2 separate regions of the Mus musculus genome follow, and region 1 is linked to region 2. A link is a loop called in an ENCODE intact Hi-C map of the cell type or tissue named here. Cell type or tissue: heart. All regions are shown on one strand. Links, peaks and the distances in the headings refer to the core of each region. The heading gives the core; the rest is flanking DNA.

Region 1 (8,333 bases), core at 150-8,149, 48 kb before region 2:
CACATGCTCACACACTCAAGCTCCCTTCTTCAAGAAGCTGGGTAGGGAATCTCACTGTAGTGGACACCGAGCTGTGGCTCAGGCCCTAAGAGATATTTGGAGTTGGTATCTCTTCTCCCAGTTACCAGCATAAGTTAGGCTGTCCCTTTCAGTGAAAAGAGCCGAGTGTGTAATCACCCCTGTTTGGAGACTGGAGGATTCCTCTACGCAGACCCTTCTTTCTCACAACTGAAAGAGCCCCGCCCATCTTGAAAGGGAAGGAGAAGTTCTCACCAAATAATGGGCATGAGTACCTAAGAAGGACCAGCTACCATCACAAGTCCTTTCCCATCATGCCTCCAGGACCAGTGTATCCTTCTGAACCCATCTCTTGATTCCTAAGGGTACCATCCCAGGACAAGAGTGAAATCCACAATCACACAGGAACACACATACAAGCACATGGGGACATTTGGTACTCCAGACACAACACATAAGCATCCCTCTGGTGTTTTGACAGTTTTAGATGAAGTAAGAAAGAAATGAGATAGCCGGAGAGATGTTGAGTTAGGACTTTGGCCCAGGTCTGCGAAGTGCCTGATGACTGTATCAGACACTAGGAGAATAACTTCAGTCCTGACACATTGCGGGGGATAAAATGTTTTACCACCAAGGGCTCCAAAACAGCTCCTTTCTCAAATACAGAAAAGCCAAAAGGCAAAAGCCGGGTGTGGTGGCGCACTCCTTTAATCCCAGCACTCAGGAGGCAGAGGCAGGCGAATTTCTGAGTTTGAGGCCAGTCTGGTCTACAGAGTGAGTTCCAGGACAGCCAGGGCTACAAAGAGAAACCCTGTCTCGAAAAAAAAAAAAAAAAAGCTTTGCAGAACCTGATACAACCTAGACTTTTCTGGAGTTGTCTATTTTCCCCTATTTGTTCTTCACTTCTTGGTTGGTTTTATTTCTTCACTTTTGTTAACTTGATATAAGCTAGAATCATCTAGGAAGAGAGGACCTCGATTGAGAAATTGCCTCAATAAGACTGGCCTGTTGGCGAGCCTGTGGGACGTTTTCTTGATTAATGATGGATGTGGAAGGTCCTGGTCTACTGCGGGTGGTCCTGTCCCTAAGTAGGTGGTTCCAGGATGTATAAGAAAGCAGACTAAGCATGGTGTGAAGAGCAAGCCAGTAAGCAACATCCCCCCCTCCATGTCTTCTACTTCAGCTCCTGCCTCTAAGTTCCTGTTCTGTTTGAGTTCCTGCCCTGACTCCCATCAGGGCTAGACTGTTTCCTGGTAGTATAAGATAAAAACACTTTCCTGCCTAAAGTTGCTTTTGGTCATGGCGTTTTATCATAGCAATAAGGAGCCAAACTAAGATAGAAATTACTAAATAAAATGTTAAGCAGTGAGTCTTGTCCTGATGAATCTTCTTATGTATAAATTGATTTCTGCTGCAGGAAAGGGGCTCCTGGCTGGTGACCTGGCATTCTGTGGTTTACATGCAGGAGAGACTCATGAGGGAAGAGCCTAGGATGTGAGGCCAGGAAGGAGGAAATATGGTGCAATACACAATCCATAAGTTTAAAAAAACATTATTTATTTAATGTATATGAGTACAGTAGCTGTCTTCAGACACACAAGAAGAGGGCATCAGATCCCATTACTGATGGTTGTGAGCCACCATGTAGATGCTGGGAATCGAACTCAGGACCCCTGGAAGAGCAGTCAGTGCTCTTAACCACTGAGCATCTCTCCAGCCTGAATCATAAGTTTTGAACTGCATGCCACTATAGTGGCAGGATGAAGTCTTATGCTGTCTTTTTCCTGAGTGGGTCATGAGTCATCCCTTTGTCTAGTGTGTCCATGCGGTACACAGTACCCACCTGTTACTCACTCAGCCGTTGGCTTACTTTTCAGATGAGACTTTACCCTACCCTAATGCCTCTGTTCAAGAAACCTTTATTTTACTTAATAAGATCCCAAAGTATAAAAATAGTGACAACTGGCAATTTCATCACAATACAATTGTCCCATTTTATTGTTATTGTTAACGCCTTGTTATGCCTGGTTTATAAATTAAGCTATGTCATAATATATACATACAGGATGAAACATCATAAATATAGGTACCATGCACAGACATCTTCTACTAGAGGACCTTGAATATCTTCAAGGAGAAAATACTCTCTGAAAAAAAAAACTCTCTGAAAACTGAAATATGATCTATTTAATTTGTAAACCTACTATTATTTTTAAAATCTGTTTTAAGATAACTGATGGCTCCTCTCGAATCTTTATATATCTATCTAGCTTCCAGAAAAAAGGGACAGTGCTGCTTTCTGACTTGTCTCTTACATTTTCCTTACCCAAGAAGTTTGAAAGGCTCTCAAGTAAAAGAAGTCAGGACCGGGGATGTACTGCAGTGGTAGAGCTCTTACCTCATATGTGTGTTTCTGGAAGTGATGCAAAAAAGCAAACTAAGAAAGCACCATGTGGCCTTAGATATGCACTCTATTTCTGTCTGTATTTCAGTTTTCTCCCTTCTGAAAGTAAGAACTTACCTCCTTGGGAAAGGGGATTAATTCTCTTCTGCCCACCCTTATGAGCACCTCTTGTAGCAGCCATTGCCCCCTGGAGATCAGGACTTCTCTACAGAGCATGTCTCCTCTTTAGAGTTCCTCTGACTAGGTGCTTGGCTAGAATGCTCTCATTTGCTCTAGAGCACTGTCCCATCCGGAGAAGCAAAGAGGCCACAGTTGGCCTTTAAGCCTCCAGACATGGCTAGGCTAGGGGGTGGGGCTGTGAGGAACAACAACAAAGGGGCTAGGGACCTCTTATAGAAGCTCCTGTTTGTCGGAGTGGGTTTGTTCATAAGATTTGAATGAGGGTACAATGGTGCCCTGCGTCAAGGAAAGATTGAGTTTTTAGGTTTTTAGTGTTGTATTTCATAAAGGGTCTGAAGTGATAAGGAGCTCTGGAGATTTTTAGGGCCTTGTTTGGTTTTGGAGCCCTTTCTTTACCCCTCACAGCCTTCTGTTATGGAGTCCACGCTGGGAAGTGCTAATCAGAAGCAGCGCTCCCATTTCCTAGGTGGGAAAAACCCATCAGTGTCTAAAGTTGGCCACTTTCCTGATTCCCCCTCTTGGGGGAGGGAGCAATTCCACACCTGTTTCCAAGGCTTAACTTGTGCAGCTGTGGCACATGGACATCTGTCCCCTCGTTTTAAGAGAGTGGAGACGGCAGAGCAGGGCTCCTTGAAAGTGAAACCACTGAAGAAAACAGCTGGACGGGCCACCCTAATAACAGTCTATGACTTTCAGATCTTTTCCGGGACCACCCACATAGCTGGTCCAAGTCCCAGCCCCAGGGTTCTTAGGGTTACTTATGAACTCCATGTCTAGCCTCAGTTTCCCCATTTCCTAATAGGCCTTTTTGAGAAATGAACTGCCCAGAAACAAAGTCCACAGCACAAGTCCACAGGGGCCCAAGCTGCATTCCTGTGGACCTGGGGAAAGACATCAGGCACAGGCCAGGTTCAGGAAGGCACACAGCAAACAGCAGCACTGTTGCCTAGTCATGGCCCCCAGAAATCCTTTTTCCCCTTGGACGTCAGTACCTTATCCGGAAAAGGGACCAAGATTCCTTGTAATTCCTACGCTGAGGGTGTACCTTTTTCTGACAGAGTCAACGACCATACCGGACTTTTCAATTCAGGAAGTTTCCAGTGCTATAAGCATTTTCCACCTCTAAAGAGGGAGAAGAGAGTTTACTTGGGCTCCTATTCCTTGACATCACATGGATGGGGCAAGTGGGATTCATTTATTCCTGCAAGGGTACGGAGATAGAAGGCAGAAAAACAGGAAAAGTGTCCCCACCCACCCACACCACATATATTCACCTACACTGTACAGCAACCGGGATTTTCTCTTCCAGCTCTAAGCCTAGCCAAGCAGCTGTTGTCTATACCCAGACAAAGGACTGAGCTATCCTCCAACCAAGCCCAAGCTTGGGGGTCTGGGGATGGGCAATGGGAGGGGATCAGAGCCAGCCAGACTGGGAGACTGCCTGCAGTCTTAGCCTCTGATCCAGACGTTGTGTGAAGACAAGACTGAGATAACCACTTTTTGTGGGACCGTGTGGGACCCTAGGCGCCCTCTCCCCCATCCCGCTCGGCTCTCAGCACACGCCCTTGGGCTGAGCTAAGTCCAGAACCCGGCTGAGTAGGGGAATTGTTCTGAGAAAGTGGCCCGTTGGCTGGTTGCTATGGAAACCGACATACCACAGCGTTGACCCCAGAGAGGTTTAGCACGCTCCCCCAGCAGGGATGCCAGCAGCTGGACTGCAGCTGTTACAGCATAAGTGGGGGCTGGAGCTGCCGCCAGCAGTCCCTGCTGTTTGCCTAAACTAGGCTGGGCAGCAGAGCCCCTCCGTGGACTCCGACCCCCACCTCCACCCCCATCCCAAGCATTACACTTGCTCCAGTCAGGAAAGGAGCCTGGTTCCAGCCAGGATCGATGGGGATAGGGATGGGAGCAGAGCTCAAGAGGAGATCTCCATGAAGCACAGCATATCCCTAAGGGTGCCCTGGGGAAACTGAGGCCCAAGGAAGAGGAGTTTTGGTTCCTGGTTATACAACCAGAGCATGGTTGGGGCTGGCCCAGGGCTCTGCCCCTCCATGCTTGTGGTAATTCCATGGTAACTCAGCCTCCTTCACTCCAGACACCAAGGGACATGAGGGAGGGGGCATCCGAAAATGAGAAACAAGAGCAGGAGGGATTGGGAGGCGGGAAGCTGATAACAGGAATAGAAAGGAGCACACAAAGAGGAGAAGGCATGTGAGTTTATGAGCAGATGGGAACGAGTGGGAGAAGTAGACAAAGTTGAGAGGCAGGGAGTTAGAGGAGGAGAAAAGAGAGGTGAGGAGGTGCTGGCGTGGAGGAGGGATGGATGAGACAGCCTAGCAGCTGGCTCCCCAGCTGTGGTCTGCATTCCTCCCTGGCAAGAAGGCTTGGGTCCAGAGGATTGCATCAGAAAGCAGGACAGGACAAGAAACACGGGAAGATGCAAAAAACAGAGGAGACATGGAAGTGGATTCCAGATTTCGGGGAGGCAGCTCCTGCCATTCTATAATGTCTAGAGTTCCTCAGGTGGCCTAAAGCCAACATGCCAGCCAACTACCTGGACACCTATGACCCTGTGCTAAACTGCACTCGATCCCGATGCTCAACAAATACCTTTTCAGACAGAGAGGTGAGACTACTTCCCTCCTTGGGCAGCCCTATAAGCTGGTCACCCAACCTATTGTCTCTGTCAGGAGGCCGGAACATAAGCCTTTACATTCTCTCTAGACTGCCTTCTTTCCTGGCTCCCAGGTGTCATCATTCCTGCTAATGAAAGGAAAGATGTGGAAAGGAACTCTCTCTCCCAGGACCACTGCCACATTCTCACCCCAGCCCTTTACCCTTCTTTTTTCATGTAGAACTGGGTATGCCACCAAAGCACCTTGTAAGCCAGTAGTCCTCCTTAGTCCTGGCCAAGACTCCTTCCTCCTCACTTCACAATGAGTAACTTCCCTTTTAACTCCTCCTCACCAGCCAGCCTAAGCTTGGTCACAGGGCACTGGCAGATTGTCTCCATTCTCCTGCCCTTCTGAACCTCCAAGGAATGGTTCTTATGATGGCTTGGCCTCATGGGCACAGAGACATGGGTCAGCGAGGGAATGAACAGTCACTGTGACACACCAGAACTGGAAGTCTGATTTGGCAATGGGTCTGTAGATTGCTTTTGCCTACATACAACCTATTCAACTTCTTAACAAAAATGTGTTATCTCAAAATATTTCTATTATGTTTTACTGATCTGACAAGGACAGCATCAGAGGTGAAGCCCTGCTTCTCCGGTTGGCCAACTCTCTTCCCATTGAGCAAGACATGCTCGCTGATCAATTGTGAACTCAGCTTCTACTTGGGAAGGAGATTTGCTGGTCAAGAATATTGCTGATGCTTCCCATCTGGCCAGTGAGATCATTGAAGGCATTTATTGAGCAGATGGCTCCTGACTCCAAACCTAGGCGATGTGAGTGTGGTAACCAGGAATGGCCATGTGAAAAAGCCATGCCAAACTCCTGACCAGAAATCTGTAATGATAAAGGAACCACAACACAGATCTAATACACACATGAGAGGAGTGAGTGGTAGGTGGCAGAGTATTGTGAAGGCTGCATGGTCACAGGGCACTGTCATGTCCCAGAGAAGCAATGTCCTGACCACTTATCAAGGCAAAGTGACATGCTCTCAGAGAAATGACTGGTGTAGAGTTAAAATGAAGCTGGGTCTCTAAGTGTAGAGTTAAAATGAAGCTGGGTCTATAAAACCATCCCATCCATCTAGACTCTAAAAAGCATCAACATCCCTTTCTAACAGCAAGCATCTCTCTGTACCCCTTAACCATGAGAGGGTAAGCCAGAACCCGGGACTAGAATTCATATTCTAAATCACATTGTGAGTTGGTCATAAACCATTTGAGTGAGTCAGCATTTAGTTTGTAAATCATCACCACCATTGCCATCTTATTTAAAATATCACCTCCTGTCCCACAGTGAAAGCTTATTGTTCCCAACTGGTGACTGAACAGAGAGCGGCAGACATCAGCCAAGCCCAAACGTAACCAACCAAGGCTCACTTTTGGGCCAGAAATCTTATCCCTATAGCATAAGACCTCTGTGTTAGTGTTTCCTAGTCTCACAGACTCTAGCGCACGGCAGATGTCTAGTAAACACATGCTGAGCTGGAAAAAAAAATCATTTGTCCTGAAGGCCATTGCAAGATGTGTTCAGCCCTGACTGTAAGAATGGGCCTGGGGAAGGGAAAGAAAGGGAAGGGAAAAGAGATCTTTCAGCAAGGACATGCATGAATGACCTGTTGCAAGGGACATCGTCCCAGTCATTGTATGGTCGTTTTGAAGGAATAATGATAAAGGCAACTGAACTTGGTTTTTGTTTGCTTAATTGTTTATTTTGTTTTGTTTTGTTTTTTTGAATATCTGAAACATTCCCCAAGTCGCCAACCTAAGTGAGCAGCAAATACTTTTCTGATGAAAAAGAAAAAGCAAAGATTGAGACAGATGTAACGGGAGTAGAATTGGGATGGCCAATAGGGTGGTTAGTCTTATAACAGGCTGTGATGAGAAGCAATAGGTCATAGCATGGAGGCCACCCGAGGCCAGGCAGGTCCCAGGCAGGCTCCCCACAGCAGGACACTGATCAGGCTTCCTAGGCAAAGACAGGTGGGTGATTCTCTAGATTCTGAGAGGAAACAATGTGAAAGATAGCCTTCAGCTGGCAGAAAAGGTCAAGCAGAAGTGCACAGGTTAGACCTAGTGTACGAAAGCACAGGTTAGACCTAGTGCACAGGAGCATAGACAAGAGGTCTTGATATAATTTCTGAGGTGCTGAAGTACTTGGTCAGAAAGGCTTGGGGACTTAAGATAGTCAAGGAAAAAGACCAAATTCTTGGTGCACATGGGGTGCTAGAACTAGAACCTCAGGATAGAAAGGTTATTTTTACTGATTCCCCGTTTCTAAAATTTTTTTTTTATTCAAGCTGGCAGAAAACCTCAGGACTATTTGTTTATGTCCAAGTATCGACAACATAGTAGTCAGACGTACATGATATTGGATGAGTAAGTGAACTGAAGAAAACATGGTCTTAGAGATTGGCAGGACTCTGAAACCTTTAACTGAACAGTTTAGTTGTGCTCGAAGGCCTTGAGACAATGGCAAACCTCCTAGATCACCAGGAGAAGACATACTTGCTAACTGCTTTCAGTATTGGGTGTTCTGGGTCTGTGGTGGTCCCCTGTGAACCAGGACTGAGTTTATTTCCACTTGATTGAGCTGCTATGAGATCCCACTATGCACCAGCGACTTCATCATAGACCATGATGAATTGGGGCTTGTTGCCTGCAGTATGTGATGTTGCCGCAGCTCAGGCAGAGGCCGCAGCAGGAGCTCAACCAGTCCGCAGGTGAGGAATATGCTTTCTTTTTCCCTTGGGAGCCAAGCACTTCCTGACTTGGTTAAAGAAAACCTAGATGACCCCTCCTGCCATGCTCACATCCCTGGCTGCCAAAGGCAGAAGGGAGGGGTGGAAAGCCTGCCACAGTGCTTCTCTCCTCTGCCATTTCCTCTGCAGCTCCCTCACTGGCCCTGTTTTTCAGACCTCTAGTAATAAAAACAAGCCAATAAAATGAACATGAAAATATATTCATTAGGATTTATAATGCTCATTAAAACTGCCTGTGTACGAAAGCATGACTTAGCTTCATATAAGTGGGAAAAAAATGCAAATTATACTG
Region 2 (8,333 bases), core at 154-8,153:
TCCATATCAATACAAGGAGCTTCCTCATTTCAAAGACATACTACTCTTTTGTCAGGACAGTCCATGATCTAATTGGTTCTCAATCAATGGATGCTTGAGTTCTTTCCAAGCATTTGCTGTCACAGATAATGCTGCAAAGAACATACCTAAACAGACGCCATTTCACATGCATGCAAGTATGCAAGCATCAGTGTCCCGACATAAAAACTGCAAGTCAAATTGTAGTTTAAAAGGCATATTATCTTTTAAATTTATTTATTTGTTTATATATTTTATTTTTCAATGAGAGGGATCAAATGTAGGGCCTTGCACACACTAGGCTACTAATTTCATCTTTACCCCCCGCCACACACACACTTTCTATTATGGGTATGTATGTTCATATATGTACTCTTGCATCATCTGTCAACCTAAGTTGTCATCCCTCAGGAGCCATCCATCTCCCAGTCACGAGGTGAGTGGTTTTGCTTACACCCTTGCTGCTATGCAATGTGCTGTCACCAAAGGCCTAAGAGCAACACGACAGCCATTCTTGAAGTTTATTGTCTCGGGTACTCTGATACTGAAGAAAGCTGACCAGCACATGAACTGATGCATAAAATCAGATCTGGGAATTTAGTTCCTAGCCACCTAATAGCTGGGTGCACTCTGACAAATCACTGAACCTCTCTGTGCATCTACTTCCTTATTTGTGAAAAAGCGGTAGGCAGGCTGTTGCAGAGATGAGAACACAGAGCTTCACCAATGACAATTAAATGAGGCAAAGTTGACCACTCTTCCCTAGGGTGGGCCTTCCTTCTAGCTCAAACTGCAACATGGGATCATGTAGCAGAAATACATTCATGGCAGCAACCATGTAGAGACAGCCAATGCTGGCTGGCACTTTGCCTGGTCTAGGTGGTGAATAGCTAATACTATGCACACTCCTGACAGTGACATCCCTGCATGGAGAGCTTTGTAGTCTGAGTTGATAGCTAAGTAAGGCTTTAGAGGAGCCCAGTAGCTGCCACTATCTCGATCAGTAGAAGACTCAGGATTCGAATCCAGCTCTCCCAGGCTCTCATTCCCAAGTTCCTCTCTGTTGCCTGCTCCATCCAAACTGCATGGAATAAGCACTGTCCTGCAAATCTGACTTGTGTCATGGCTGACAAATGAGCCAGGGTGATGAGGGAGGGAAAGAAGTAGCCCAAGGCCGAGGAAGAGGCAAATAGGAGAATGAGCTGAGAAGTTTCTAGAAAACGCTTCTATGGGGTTTGGTAGCATGAGGCTCATTGGTGAAGCTTGAGTTTTGCATGTATGAGATCAGTGTGTTAATACCCAGCACTGAAAAAGAAAAGAAGAGAAAAAAAAACAAGTAAAAAACCAAAATAACAAAAAAACAGTAGCCAGTGCACTGTTGCTTGAGTGTGCAAGCATATATGTGCCTTTGAGTGTATGATTTCATGGCTATGTGTGCTTGTGTTGCTCTGGATCTAGGCACTAGTGTGTGTAATTTATGAGTGTGTGTGCATGCATGTATATGTGTATATGTGTATTGTGTTATATGGGCAGATATATGTATATATATGCATGTGTGTATTATGTATATATGTGTGTACACATATAGGTGTGTGTATTGTACATGCTCATGCATATATGTGTATATGTATAGCCATATGTATGTATGTGTCTCTGTTTGCATGTGTGCAAGTCTGAGTACTGTATATGTGTGTATGTGTATATGTGTACTTGTGTATGTGTGAATGGGTGTATGTATATGTATGTATGTGAATGTGTGTGTGTGTGTGTTTGGAGGGGAGAGAAAAAAACCTCCCATAGTCCATTCCTTCCTCCCTCTCATATATCCCAGTCAGCCAGGCCTGAACATACCCCATGTGATCTCTCCATGTGGTCAGTAGAGGATGCCTCATTTATTAGCAATGCTTCCCTGTTGCCCACAACTCAGACCAGCCAATCAAGCTCTGAAGGGACAGCAGAGGGAAGAGGGAGGGGGTCTTCGCTGATACAATCAAGCTTCCAAAGACAGGCTTTCCCTAGTCGGTCCCACCGGGGTCAAAAAGAAAGTCATGTGCTATTCAGTTCTTAAGGATGTCAAGAATAGTGGGGACACAAGTCTGTCTCTAAGAATTCATCTGGATGAGAAGAAACAACATCTCTGGCTGCCAGCAACAAAAGGAGTTGGAGGAGAGACCAGGGAGGAATGGATAAGCTTGTTTCCCAGCCTTGCTGTCCCCGGGCAAGTGCTCAGGCTCCTCCCTTCCACCCAGCAAACTGGCCTCGGGTTAATATCTACTTCTGTCTCTTCTACAGAGAGACCCATTCTTCAGTGTTCATGGCAAGAGAAATAGATATCAGAGAAGGATAGTTCTTGCCCACAGTGACACAGTATGATAGAAGCAGACAGATTCAAAACCACAGATCAGTTTCTGGTCCCAGCTCTATCCCTTCTGGTCACCCAGGACTCCCTGGAGACAACAGCCACAATGAGGATTTTCCTCCTGAGTGAGAGAAAGAGAGGCAACATTTTGGGGGCCTGGACCCAACATTAGTTCTGATTCTTTCACTAACTCTGGGGGGAAAACATCCTTGGTTTTTATTTAACACCATCTCAGAAGCTGGGGAGAACTTCCTTTAGTGCATCCATCCAATCTCCAAATCACCCTAGAAAGAGACAATGCAGGGGCCCACTGAAGTTGGCTGCGGAGACAGAGTGAGGGCCTTTCTCTCACCACGCCAGCTTCTTTGAAGTTGAAAACAAACAAACAAACAAACAAATAAACAAACAACATGCAGAAACTAAACTGCTGGGTGTCATCTGTGACCACCCAGCCCTGGAGAGAAGAAAAAGAAATCAGCATCCAAGCTTCCCCTGATGGACGCCCTTCACATCAATGCTCTGGTCTACAGGATACAGGGAAATAGCTGTTCTGCATTTCTTTCTGAATGAACCTGGGCGAGTAATATACATTTTATAGGTGAGAAAAACAAGGCTGGAAGGGATCCTGGGGTTAGTGCATGACATGCTGTGCTGTATCAGCTCTGCCTCCTAACTCACAATCCAAGCGCTTACTCTGTGGCCTCAGAGCTTTCTTGTTCATTCTAGCCTTGATTAGAAAACCAGCAGTTCTTGCACTGACTCCCAAGTCCTTCTTCCTGCAGGGAAGAAAACAGTCCTCTCAGAGCAAGCCATTATTTGGACAATCTGGGGGCCTCTAGACTCCTCCGGAAGATTCGACCTTCCCCTCCCAGGACCTAGCAACGCTGCCAAAACAAGAGGAGAAGGCTTCCAACAAAAGTTTGTTTTCATGGAGATTTTATTTCCTTCACAGAGGCTCTCCCTCCACAGATTTCTCTTTGTTGGCGCTTGTATTCAGAAGTCACCAGATACACAGCCCCTGACCCCATGGCCCTTGGGGATCGCTCGCATTTATCTCTCCTCCCAGGCCTACAGGCTGCTCATTCCCCCCACTCAAAAGACCCTTTGAGCTGCTCGGCAGAGAGAGGGCTCCCAGAGTAGGCAAAAGCTTGAGTGGGACCAGACCCTCCACACCAGGGTTGGGAGAAGCCAGGAATAGCCAGAGGAAGGGGTGGGAATGGAAGGACTCTGACCAGTGTAGTCATGGAGCGGGAGGCTGACCACAATCCTATACCCCTCCATCCAGGACTGTGTTCCCTGAAAGTAGGGACACTAACTATCGGTCCCAGGGGCAGAAGGAAGATCTCTGAGTCTGTCCTCAGAGGGCAGCTCAGCACACATGGAGGCATGTTCAGCCCTGGCCGAACCCCTGTGCCTTTTGCTCACAGCTCCTTTCAGGACTGCTGTAGTCCACAGTGCTGAGTTTTGGCTGGTTTGTCTAAGCACATAACTCAGGCTCTAGAGCAGCCCTCTAGTAAGTGTGCTGAACGGAGAGAGCCAGGGAGGAAGAGCCAAAGTAAGAGCCTTGGAAAGGGAACTTCCCAAAGAAACACACAGTGAGCAGTCACATGACAGGTCTAAGAGGTGGGTGGCTCTGTACCAGGGCTACTGATGGGATCAAGCACAGCTACTCCTGGACACAAGGTCCTCACAGGATAGCACAACATGGGCTGAGCAGACCTGGGTTAGATTCGCCACCTTCCAATCCACTAGCTTGGTGGTCTTCTGCAGCAATGGAACCCCTCTGCATCTCATCCCATCATCTGCTCAGACAAGGGTACTACTATTTCCAGATTGGTGTGAAGGAGACAGCAGTAGACATGAAGGAGCCAGGAAGAGGCCTGGCACGAGGTGGGTGGTCACTTCCCAGACCTCTAACTCCTGCAAGGTTGTTTGGTACCAGAGTACTAGTCTCTATTTCCCCCAAAGCAGTTTCAGGATGTTTCCTTGGGGTGTACCCTATCTCACATTGAATTTAGCCAGACATTAGAACTTTATATTCTTTCACATTTCGTGGGTGTTGGTGTATTTGTATACATGTTTGTGTATGTGCACGCATATGTATAGGCAGGGGGCATGTACTTGTGTGTGCTCATGCATGCAGAAGCCAGAGGACAACCTTGGGTATCATTCTTCAGGAGCAGTCTAGCTTATTTTTTGAGACAGGGTCTCTCATTGATCTTCAGTTTGTCAGGTAAACTAGGCTGGTTGGAGGAATAGCTGGAAAGTGAGTCCCAGGGAGCACCCATAATGATATTCAACTTTTTAATGCGTTCTGGTCCTCCAGCTTATGTGGCAAACATTTTACCAACTAAGCTCTTCCCCATCCCAAATGGCTACCTATTAAGGATTCTCTATTACTACTACTACTACTATTATTAGTATCGGAATTGGTATTGGTATTAGTATTAGTATTATTGTTGTTGGTGGTGATATTTTTAGTGGTGGGTTTTCTGTGTAGACCTAGCTATCCTGGTACTTGATCTATAAGCAAGGCTGACTTCTGCCTGCCTTTGCCTCCCAGGTGCTGGGATTAAAGGCACGTGCTTCCATGCCTGGCTCCTAAAAATTTTATTTTAACTTGTTCTGAAGAGACAGCAGCCATTCACAGTTTACAAAGCATTTTATAAAAGCTAATGTCTCGTTTGTTCTTCAAATGGTCTCACTCTAGGTTAGCAGATGAGAAAACTGAGAAGCACAGACATGTGATGGCTTTTTCAAAGTCGCAGAACAGATGAGAGTGAGGAGAAGACCAGGGCCAGATCGTCTAGCATCTGCTGCAGGTGGGAGCCCCAAGATACCCTGAAAAGGACAGGAGGAGAGCCAGCGAGGAGTGTCAGGACTCAGCACACAGGGCCACAAAGCATGCTGGCTTCTTGAAGACAGGAAAGAATAAAACTATTAGAGCCTAGACTTGAAGATTGGGTGAGGAAGGCAGCTCAGAAGGGTATAAACGCAGAGGACAGGACAAGTCCCAAGTCTTCACAGTTAGACTATGAGTTCAGGAATCACTGTTTTGTTTCACTTTTGACTTGAGGTTCTGGGGAAGGGAGCCCTGTGCCAGGCTGATGAAAGCAAGAGACAATGCTGGAGGAGAAACAGAATCTACTCAAGTCTGATTTCCAAGCTAACATGAAGTCAAAAGAAGTCATTGAAGTCTAGATCCTGTGTCAATGTATGCTGAACTTCTTCATGTTTAGATCATTAATTAACCATCTACCTTAAGTTCTCTGTCACACAGAAACAGACAAGGATGGGGTAGACACTGGGAAGGCCCCAGAGCCTGACACAAATACAGAACCTAACAAGAAGACTTTCAATTTGAGAACTTGCTCTCTGGACCATCGTTCCTACACACAAAAACAAGCACACACATGCACACACACACAATTCATCAGCCCAGGAATATACAAAGATGGTGTTCTCCCTCCATCTTCCCACTCCATTGGAGACCTAAAAATGTTAAGCTCCTCTAGAAACACCCTCCTATGCTTCTGACCAATGTTGTCCTTCCAGAATCACCACCAGATTTACCTGAAGGGAGCTGTACAGAAGGAAGTGAGAGACCAATAGGGTGACTCCTAAGGGCACCCCTGCCAAGAAATTCCAGGATCTCAAATCCGTGGCCAGCTCCAGAGAGAATGCACCCCTGGGCTTCCATTTCCCAGTCCTGACGGGCTTTCTGCTCAGTCTCTGCAAAGGAGCTCTTTCAAAGGGGAGACGGAATTCCCCTGAGCCCGGGGAAGCTGAATCTGTATTGTGAAGTGATTTCAGTCTCTTCTTGCTTTCAAATGTACTTAATCAACATGAATGGGATCGCAAGGGCTAGAGCTCCTACAGGTAGGACGAATGGAGAAGAATAATGCTCATAAATCATTTAGCATGCAAGCCAAACAGGCCTGGATTTTTTTCTTAAAGGAAAAGGTGATACCAACGAAAGCGAGCCATAAAGGAAACAAAATGCACTGTGACTTGTCCCCACAGGTAGACAGTGTCTCCAACTCATGCATGCCATGTTCTCCTGCAATCTGGCCTCCTGAATGGACTCTAGCTTGACTTCCCCCTTCCCCTTCCACAAAGCTCAGACCAGCAGAGGAGCCGGCACAGGGGAAGGACAGCTGATGGAAACAGCTGCATTCCCATCTACTCCTTCAGCTCCAGTCAGGGACTGGCTGTCTCTTTAGCAGCTTACTTCACAAGTCAGCTTCTAAACTATAGTGGAAGTGACCACTCTAGTTCTGTGGCTATTTTCTTCCTGGGTCTAGCTCTACATTGGCCTTACAGACAGGCCTTGCTATACCTCCTGCAGAATGATGCCTTGTTAGCCACTCTCTGCCGCCTTAACCCATGTAAGCAATGATTTCTGCTTGACCTTATATGGCATAGGTGCACTATGGCTCTCCTGCCAGGACATAAGTTTCATGTGGGCTGAATACTTGCATTTTTGTTGACCATTATAATCACAGGACCTGTAACGATGTTTGAGACATAGTAGGTATCCATCAGATATTTGCTGATTAAGTGAAGAAATAAATAAAACTGACTCCTTCTTTGTTAAGTAGGGAACATGTTAGATGCCAAAAGCCTGGCCACTTCAAAATAGGGAGATACAGTTAAGATCTAGATAAGACTCTATTGCTTGCCTCTGATTCTATCACTTTGACCCAGAGTAAACTCTTCCTGTACTTTCTCCATAAAGAATGGGAATCATCTCTCTTTCTCTCTCTCTCTCTCTCTCTCTCTCTCTCTCTCTCTCTCTCTCTCTCTCTCTCTCTCTCTCTCTCTGTCTCTCGTACTTCTTCCTAGCTATCAGCCTTGTCAAGATGAAGCTGAATATATCCTATACTACTATCTTCCCAGCTGCTGGATGTCAGAAACTCATAGAAGTAGACAATGAACGAAGTATCCTGCTTTCTCTGAGAAATGCATGGCCATAGATGTATTTGCTGATGCTCTGGGTGAAGAGGTGGTTGAATCAGTAGTGGGAATAGCAAACAAGGTTTTCTCATGAAATAAGGTATCTTTGCCTACAGCAGGGTGTGGGTGCTGTTGAGTAAGGGGCATCCTTGTTATAGACCAAGAAGACCCGGACAGAAAAAGTGCCACTTTGTTCAGGAATTTATTGTGGTTAAGATTGCTTTTCTAGAGACCCTAAGTTCAATTCCCAGCAACTACATGATGGCTCACAACCATCTGTAATGGGATCTGATACTCTCATCTGGTATGTCTGAAGACAGCTACAGTGTACTTATATACATAAAGTAAATAAATGAAATCTTAAAAACAAAACAAGGCCGGGTGTGGTGGCGCACACCTTTAATCCTAGCACTTGGGAGGCGGAGGCGGAGGCAGGTGAATTTCTGAGTTGGAGGCCAGCCTTGTCTACAGAGTGAGTTCCAGGACAGCCAGGGCTACACAGAGAAAACCTGTCTCAGAAAAAAATAAATAAAAACAAAACAAAACAAAACCACAGCTTGGTTATTGGAGAGAGGGAGAGAGGGGGTATCCCTGGACTGACAGATACTACTATGCTGAAGTATGCAGAACTCAAAGACTTTTCAATCTCTTTAAAGAAGATGGTTTCTTCCAATATGTCAGAAAACATGGTTTTGTTTTGTTTGGTTTTGTTTTTCAGAAAATCTCTAAACAAAGGTAACAGACCAGAAATACCCCAAGAGCCAGTATCTTGTCACTCCATGCATCCAGCAACACAAACATTGATGTATCACTCTGAAGAAACCAATCACCAAGAAAATTAAGGAGGAGGCTACTGCAGAATATGCTAAACTTTTGGCCAAGAAAATGAAGGAAGCTCCCTCCCTCCCCCACCCCGAAAAGGCCAAGGACAAACTGCCAAGATGTATAGTATAGGTCGCCCTCACTAAGGTTCTACTTCTGAGTCAAGTCAAAACTGAGT

The links. Peaks named below come from ENCODE experiments on the same cell type or tissue, not always from the same donor. Only the 100,000 strongest peaks of a DNase experiment are listed, where the experiment ranks them.
Region 1: it touches region 2 in a loop (1.9-fold over the local background); 6 of 42 quality-filtered maps call a loop at or near these places.

Annotation. Positions count from the first base shown.
Region 1 is chr9:37,050,027-37,058,359 of GRCm38, forward strand. All of the region lies in intron 2 of Pknox2 (Pbx/knotted 1 homeobox 2), which reads right to left. All of the region lies in intron 3 of Gm34538 (a long non-coding RNA gene), which reads left to right. Among named protein-coding and RNA genes, the nearest start is that of Gm34538, 17 kb to the left of the region's middle. RefSeq lists an enhancer at 3,313-5,252. In heart, for the core only: no CTCF peak of the experiment used is centred there; DNase peaks (open chromatin) are centred at 3,245, 4,285 and 4,975; H3K4me3 peaks cover 1,187 bases; H3K27ac peaks cover 2,628 bases.
Region 2 is chr9:37,097,917-37,106,249 of GRCm38, forward strand. All of the region lies in intron 1 of Pknox2 (Pbx/knotted 1 homeobox 2), which reads right to left. Among named protein-coding and RNA genes, the nearest start is that of Pknox2, 45 kb to the right of the region's middle. In heart, for the core only: no CTCF peak of the experiment used is centred there; DNase peaks (open chromatin) are centred at 3,345, 3,925 and 6,085; H3K27ac peaks cover 1,227 bases.